Linked DNA regions of Homo sapiens: region 1 is linked to region 2. The links are chromatin loops, found by intact Hi-C in ENCODE. Cell type or tissue: CD14-positive monocyte. All regions are shown on one strand. Region 1 holds the start of ALAS1 (5'-aminolevulinate synthase 1). Region 2 overlaps LINC00696 (long intergenic non-protein coding RNA 696).

Evidence for each region. Peaks named below come from ENCODE experiments on the same cell type or tissue, not always from the same donor. Only the 100,000 strongest peaks of a DNase experiment are listed, where the experiment ranks them.
Region 1: it touches region 2 in a loop (4-fold over the local background); 8 of 110 quality-filtered maps call a loop at or near these places.

Annotation. Positions count from the first base shown.
Region 1 is chr3:52,194,171-52,198,170 of GRCh38, reverse strand. It overlaps ALAS1 (5'-aminolevulinate synthase 1), which reads right to left and starts at 11. Exons shown (of 12, transcript NM_000688.6): 1 at 1-11. It also overlaps the pseudogene ALDOAP1. RefSeq lists a silencer at 1-29 and enhancers at 170-389, 400-469. In CD14-positive monocyte, no CTCF peak of the experiment used is centred here; DNase peaks (open chromatin) are centred at 130 and 1,970; H3K4me3 peaks cover 883 bases; H3K27ac peaks cover 2,709 bases.
Region 2 is chr3:52,060,336-52,064,335 of GRCh38, reverse strand. It overlaps LINC00696 (long intergenic non-protein coding RNA 696), which reads left to right. Exons shown (of 1, transcript NR_027331.1): 1 at 1-2,242. Among named protein-coding and RNA genes, the nearest start is that of LINC00696, 2.8 kb to the left of the region's middle. RefSeq lists an enhancer at 1,435-1,564. In CD14-positive monocyte, no CTCF peak of the experiment used is centred here; a DNase peak (open chromatin) is centred at 1,625; H3K4me3 peaks cover 977 bases; H3K27ac peaks cover 2,882 bases.

The sequences.
Region 1 (4,000 bases), 130 kb before region 2:
GGGAGCAGCCTCAGGCCGCGATCGCCGGCGCCTTAATATACAGCGGGAGTGACCGCTGCGCATGCGCCTTGGGCGCTGCCTTCTTCTGCGCAGGCGCGCCGCGTAGCCCTCGGCGAGCCGGGGGGGCGGGGCAGAGAGGCCCACTTCTTGGGCTCTGCGGATATCGGTGCTGCCGGGGATTCCCCGGCTCGCCTGCAGGGAGGAGGAAGCGCTAGGCGGTGGGCGGACGAGGTCTCTTTTCCCGACCTCATCCTGCACCCTCGTGCTGCCTCCCCACCAACTACCCTGGGCTTCAGAACCCTACGCCCCAATTGAGTATAAAATGGCAAGGTCGAGGCGAGGTGCCGCTAGGGCCAAGTTGGGGGCTACAGGGTTGTTAAGCTGGGTGTCTTGGACATGGAGGAAGAAGGAGATCCAAGGGGTTCTGGGCCGGGGTGTTAAGCAGGATCCATCCCGCCTGCGGCTTGCTTTGGAAACTGTGAACAAGGGCTTCCCGGAGGAGGTGGAGCTGGCTATATCGCCCACAAATGGAGTGGTCCTGGCAGGATGCGGAAGAAGCGGGACACTCAGCTGTGGCACTTTCTGGTCTAAGATGATCCAGAGGGGACAGAGGAACAGGGCTAGGGTGGAACCCATCCACTCCACAGCTCTGAGCACTTGGGGAGGAGGGGAAGGCACAGGGCCTGACAATAGTTAGCGTGTAACAAATATTAGCCACTATTTTTATTTTCCATCCAGGGTTGTCTGAAGCCCCTTGCTGGCCACCCTGGGCACCAGCAGGGTGGCTTAGGCCTCCATGCCAAAGGTCAGCGTTGGGCCATACCTCCATTGAGTTTCCCGGGTACAACACATAAAGTGTAGGGCTTGGCAAACCCGTCTCAGGAATGTCAGTCTGGCTTCCTTGCCCCACACCCTTCCCAGCTTGGCTTGGGCTGTGTTGGGCTGGGCCTGTGCCAGGCTCAGAGGTACTCTCCTCCATTCTTGAGGAAAGGGCCTTTGAGGGTATTCCTTTCCCAGCTGAGCATTAACAAGAGGGACAAAGTCCAGAATGATGGTGACCAGGGTGTGTCCAGGTACTTTGCATTTCTGTCTCTGAGCACCCAGCTGGCTGCAAGGCAGGTGAGGTGAGTCTCCACCTTCAGAGGAGGCACCTGGGTTCAGAGTGGCAGTGGGACCAGTCCAGGATGAGGGCTTTGGTCTGAGAGCTCGAGACCCAGTTCTGTGCCATTCAGCCAAGAGATCCTGGGCAGTGCCCATCACCCAGAGAAGATGAGAGAGAAAAGGTCAGCACTTGGACTTGGACCCAAGTGCAGCTGGAAGTGGGAACAGAATAAGGATGATATTGAGTGCTTTGCTCATCTTTGGGCCTTGCTTTCCTTATCTGGGCAATAGGATCATAATCCCTGAAATGCCTGCCTCACAGGTTGTTTTTGTTGTTGTTGTTATTTTGTTTGTTTGTTTGAGACAGAGTCTCCCTCTGTTGCCCAGGCCGGAGTGCAGTGGCACAATCTCGGCTCACTGCAACCTCTGCCTCCCAGGTTCAAGCGATTCTTCTGCCTCAGCCTCCTGAGCAGCTGGGATTACACCACCACGCCCAGCTAATTTTTGTATTTTTAGTAGAGATGGGGTTTCACCATGATGGCCAGGCTGGTCTTGAACTCCTGACCTCAAGTGATCACCCTCAGCTTCCCAAAGTTCTGGGATTATAGGCTTGAGCCACTGCGCCTGGCCCTCATAGGGTTTTTTTGGGGGTGATCAGAGCCAAAGCCAAAGCAGAAAGAACTGGATAGTGGAGTTGGGCATGGGTTTCAAACCCAGCTCTGAATCTTACTTGGCCATAGACTTGGGCAGGCCACAACCTCTTCAAGGCTTGGTTTCCTGATTTGTAAAGCTCTCCCGCCCTGCCACTTGTGGCTGGCAGGAGGGTCAGGTGAAGTCCTGTATTTCAGAGGCTTATTGTTTAAACCAGCCAGTCCCTAGCCCTCTGGGAGTTTCCTGTTTAATATAGAGAAAGATTGGGAAACAAGGCCGACTCACATGGAAAGTGAAATAGAGTGTTGTAAGCAACTCCAGATGGAGGAAGAGGAGGAGGCTATTACTCCAACAGGCGCTGAAAGAGGAGGATCCCAACCACGAGGAAGGCTTCCAGAAGAGAAGCGGGTGCTGGTTGGAAGGGTGGATCTACATGCGACTGGGAGACTGTGGGTGAAGCCTTGGATGGAAAAGGCTCAGCCCTGTGGGGGTGGCGGTTGGGGGGTCAGCGTGAGTCAGCCCAAATAGCTGGGCAACGGGAGTATGGTCAGGACCTGACGCCAAGAGGTCAGACCAGAAAGGCCCTAAATGAGCCACGGGGTTTCCCAGTGTCAGGGCCCAAAGAACCACCCCCAGGGTACCGGTCAAAATGCAGATTCCTGTGCCACACACCTTTGATTTTGACCCAGAAATCTGCATTTTAACCAGCTCCCCTTTCTGATGAGGTAAGGGTGAGGTATCTTGGAATATGTTTCTTGAGTGGTTCAAGGTTTGAGACCTTGAAGAGCAAGGCATAAGCCATGAGTTCTAGTCCTAACTCTGAGATCTTGAGCAAATTGCCTCATGCCTTAAATCTTAGTTTTTGTGTCTGTGAAATGAGAATGACCCCATCTGCCTCAGTGATGAGTCTGGGTGGGCACTATTCTGCTCCAGTTGTGATCCTTCGGGGCCTCTTCTTCTCCCCTCCGCCCCCTCCTCCTCTTCTTCTTTCTTTTTCTTCTTTTCCTTCTCCTTCTTCGCCTCTCACTCCTCCCTTGTCCTTCCCTCCTTCCCCATCTTCTTTTCCCTTTCTCTCCCTTTTTCTCTCTCCCTTACCCCTCCCTCCCTTTTCCCTCCTTCCCTCCTTCTCCCTCCCTCCCTTCCTTCTCAGAGCTACAGTATAAACTCATCTTATCACTCGCTCTGGCCCTGGGCAGCTGGAGTTGAGGCAAGGTCAGGCCCCATCCCAGGGATGACGCTGGGGACTTTTTTCCCTCCCACCCAGTCTGCATCATGGTCATCATTACCATCACTATCACCGTCCGGGGCTGCTGCACATAGTACCCACCCAATGGTCAAGGCAAAAGGAAAATGTCAACCCCAGCCCCTAGAATTCCCCCTTTTTATTCTGGGCCCCAGGAACTATTTTTATTTTTATTTTTATTTTTTCTCCCTTAAATAGCTGTTTATTAGCAATGTGCTAGAAAGGGTGATGGAGTTAGCATTCACAGACAACACACACCGCTGTCACGAGGGAGGCAAGCGCGCGGGCAAGCCAGCCTGGAGCCCCGAAGAGGAGTCCCCCTCTTCAAGAGAGCGTGGGAGGGGATGGGGCCTGGGGTGTTGGGGGGCAGCCTGGGAACACCTCCGCTTACTAGGCATGGTTAAAGATGAAGAGGGACTCACTGGCAGCAGCCCCAGCCTGACCGCTTGGAGTATACTTTCCTTGACAGGCGTGGCTATCTGCCAGGGCTCACTTGACATACTCCTTCTGCACAGCCTTCAGGTTCTCCTTCTTCCTGCCCCAGGCCTTCAGGGCAGAGGCCTGCAGGGCTCAGCTATATGAGAAGGTCAGGCCCCAGGGCTTCAGGAGGGGGCACTTGTTAATGGCATTGAGGTTGATGGACACTTCCTTGCTCTGGCCTCCAGACAGGAAGGTGATCCCAGGGACAGTGGGGGACACTGTGCAGTGCAGCACTTAGTTTTTGTGTCTGTGAAGTGAGAATGACCCCACCTGCCTCAGTGATGAGTCTGGGTGGGCCCTGTTCTGGCCCAGTTGTGATCCTTCTAGGCCGCTTATTCCCCAGAGTGTAGTGCTTGTGACAGTTGCCATGGCAATCTCCTCATGAGAAAACTTCTGGATGCAGGCATGGCCTGGGGTGACCATATTGGACTTCAGCAAGGTGCCTTCCAGGTAGATGTCATGGTCACTCAGAGCCTTGTAGAGCAGCCACACCTTCTCGGTTACATACTGGCAGTACTACAAGTC
Region 2 (4,000 bases):
GGAGCCCTCTGGCTCCAGAGACTCTCACTGAGTGACTCTGGGCAGGTCATACAGAACAGGCTGAGGCCCAAGGAGGGAATGGAAGTAAGAGGCTTCTGGAATCATCGAGTATGGCAACGGAGGGCCAAAGATGTTTTGTTTTGTTTTGTGGGTTTTGTTTGCTTTGGTTTTTTGAGACAGCCTCTCGCTTTGTCGCCCAGGCTGGAGTGCAGCGGCATGATTATGGCTTACTGCAGCCTTTGCCCCTCAGGCTCAAGAAATCCTTCCACCCAGTGTCCTGAGGAGCTGGGACTACAGACATGCACCACCACACCCAGCAATTTTTTTTTTTTTTCCTGTAGAGATGGGGTTTCGCCATGTTGCCCAGGCTGGTCTCGAACTCCTGAGTTCAAGTGATCCACCCACCTCAGCCTCCCAAAATGCTGAGATTACAGGTGTGAGCCACCACGCCTGGCCCCAAACATGTTTAAATCATAGGACCATGTGCTCATGGCTGACAACACAGAAGAGTCTAGAAGTAGGCCAGGGTTCCAATCCTGGCTCTGCCACTTCCCAGGTGCCCACTGTGGCCCTCAGAGGATGAGTGGGTTTGGGGGACAGAATAAGAAGGTAGTCAAAGGCGAGAGCTGGGAGAAGAGGGTTTCAGAAGGGGGATCAGTGAGGGCAGAGGCCCTGCAGAAGGAGCCCGGGCTGGGGAAGTGCGGGTGAGAGAGTGAAAGCTGCTGGAGAATCCAGGACGAGGAGAAGAGGGAGGGGAGGGGTCACAGAGCATCGTGTAGACTCTATGCAGAGTGTAGACTCTATGCTGGGGACAGTGGGAGGCTGTGGAGGAGGAGAGGCTGCCTCCACCTTCTCAAAAGATCCCTCTGGCTGCTGTGTGGGGAATGACTGTCGGGATGGAGGCAGAGGCCTGGAGAGGAGGCACGGGAGGTGGTCTAGGGGAGAAGGGGGAGAATCTGGGCTGTGTAGTGGTGGCCAGATGGCTTCTGAAATTGAGTACTGGGATGGATTAGCCATCTCTGTCATGGAAGTGGAAAAGGCGTTTGGTAGCACGAATGTTCTGTGGAAGACAGAGCCCTTCTCTTTATGGGCATGCACAGCTGCCTGTCCTCCCAGTCTGTCTCCCACCCTGCTAGCGCTGGGCCTCCCCAGAGACGGGAAAGAGCTGGCAGAGCAGGGCTCCCTGTGGACTGTACTTGAGCCTGGAGGAGACTGGAGCCACAGTCAGAGCCAGCTGGGAACCCCTGGGCGCGGGAAAGGAGCTCTAGGTTTTTAGTCTGGAGCCCAGCCCGCTGCCACTGCTTGATTTGTGGCCATGGGCCTCAGTTTCTCCATTTGTCAAATGGGCTGGCAGTGCTCCCAGGGCTGATGCAAAGCCTGGATTCGAGGCCAGAAGGAAAGATGTTTTGAGACAGATGGGAGTGTGCAAGCCCATTAAGCCCAAGACAGCCTGTGTGGGAACTCATCACTGGGAGCCCAAGGCGGGCATCCACCCTCCCTGCAGACCGTCCTTCCCACTTGCCCATGTTTATGTGTTTCCTTCCCATCACCTGGGCCACCATGACTCACCCCAGGCCTGGTGGGTGAGTGAGTAACTGGCTGGGGCTGGAGCCAGGCCCTTGGGCAAGACACTTCCCTTCCTGGGCCTCAGCTTTCCTATCTGTAGAACGGCCAGACAAGTCCTGCTCTGCTCACCCCACTGGGGAATCCGGGGTGAATACAGGGCTGAGGATGTGAAAGCAAGAGGCTGCAATGGAGTGGGGACAAAGCAGGGTGTGGCCTTTCTGCAGGAACAGAAACCAGGCCCTCTCGACATCAGTCCCAACTTGGCTCCCAGCAGAGTTTTAAATGCTCATTTGCCTAGGCTGACCAGCCCAGCAGATCCCCATTGCTCTGAGGGGGGACCCCATGCCTGGGAGAGCTTGGAATGGAGGGCAGGGTGGGGCCCAGGACCTTGGTGACCTCATGGGAGATGGGACTTCAATGATGAAAGGGAGGCTAATCTAGGGGAAGAAGCCACAGAGGTGAAGCCCCACCCTAGACCCTGCAGGCTGAGGTGCCCTTAAGTGGGTAGAGGGTAGAAAATGCTGGACTTGGCCCGGTGCAGTGGCTCACACCTGTAATCACAGCATTCTGGGAGGCTGAGGCGGGAGGATCACTTGAGCCCAGGAGTTCGAGGCTGCTGTGAGCTGTGGCCAAACTACTGCACTCCAGCCTAGATGACAGAGCAAGACCCTGTCTCAAAAAAACTAATAATAAAAATAAAACAAAATGAAGTAAAATGCTGGGCCCCACAGGAAAGGATTAGGAGAAGGTGCAGACTGTTGCAATGAGGCAGGGAAGGCCTCCTGAAGCTGTGGCCCCTAAGAAGCTGGAGATGATTTCAGAGGGTGGGGGCATGGAATGAAGGCACATGTGGAGGCAGGGGCACTGTATCTGGCACACAGTGTAGGGAGCAAGCAGGAGAAAGTCAGGGTGAGCTGAGCTAGCGGTGGGGACAGGGAGGGCATAGCTGGTCTGGCTATGAACTAAAACCTAAGCAAATAGGTTTTAGCTTTCTTGCCTATGACAATCAGCTGGTCATGCCTGCTTGGAAGGGTTTTGAGACCAGGGCATGGCTCAGCAAGAAAATGTGCTGTGGTTGACTAGTAATGTCTGCCAGGGACAAAGCATGGAAGAGCAGTAGATGTGTGTCCTCTGTTTTCCATCCTTGGGCTGGCCCCTTGGGCTGTGATTGGAAAGGTACACCCTCAAGTGAGTGACCCCAGGGACTCCACGTGGAGAGGCTGGCCAAGGGCTTGCCCTGTCACTGCTGGGTGGGGAGCTCTGAGAGAGAAGAATTATGTTGGTCTGTGCCATCTGAGTCCCCCCTTCACTGTCCTGCACACTCCCTGGTATGGGGCAGGTGCTGAGAAAATGTCTGAGAATGAACAAGGAGGCTTCCCTCTTGGCCGGGCTCTCTCCTCCCTCTTCCCTTTGCCTTCTCCAAGCAGCCTTGGGGATTCCCCACAGATCTCCCAGGCCCTTGCTTCCGTCCTGCCATGTCTTGTGCTCTAATCATCCTGGGTGTGACCCACTTTTCTGCCAGGGCTACTTGCTCCCCCAGGCCCTGCACTCTCACCAGGTCTGCCCTGTACACCTGGGCAGGAGAGGGAGCAGATAAATAGGCATGTGGCTCCCCCACCCCAGAGCTGTCCCAGCTTTCCCACACTACACTGCCATTACCCAGGGCCTGGCAGGCCCCTGCTGGAAAGGCAGGGGTGGACCCCGGTTCCATCCAGAACCTGTTGCTATGGAGATACCAGCAACAGCCAATAGGACAATGTGAGCCTAGGTGACTAGAGGGCTGAGGGGAGAGGACCGTGCATCCCGCCAGCTTGGTAACCACCCCTCTGGAGGACATGTCTGTGGGTATCCCCCAATAGGAGTGGCGAGCGCCCAGATGTGGGTCTGGAAGCGTGTGTATCTACATACAACAGAGTGTGTGTGCACGTGTATTGTGTATTTTTGCACACATGTATAGGTCCTTATCTGTGTATTTCTGTACATACACTTATGTGCCCATGAGCATATGTGGTTATATGGGTAGGACTATGTGTGTTGGTGCCTGTGTTGTATGTATCCTTACATGTATATGTGTATGTGTGCAGCCAGGAGTTCTATACAGGGCAGAGGAGTTGCCATCCCTTCACAGTCCTCTCCTGGCCTGGCTTAGATGCTGCTGTCTGAACACCGGCCCAGGCAGGCACCCCACCAAGGGTTGGGGAAGAAGCTGTCCCAAAGTTCAAGGGCAAGCAGACCAAGTCTAGGTCTCAGCAGGCCTCCATCGGAGCACCTCTCCAGCCTGGTGGAGCTGGTCTGGGCAGAGGCTGGCTTACTCTCCAGCAACAGGCACCAGAGACTGCTCAGCCCTTGCTCATCCCTTACAGTGGGATGTGAGACAGACCCATAGTAGAAAGCTGCCTCCTTAGCTTAGATTTGTGCCAGCCTCCTTAGGACC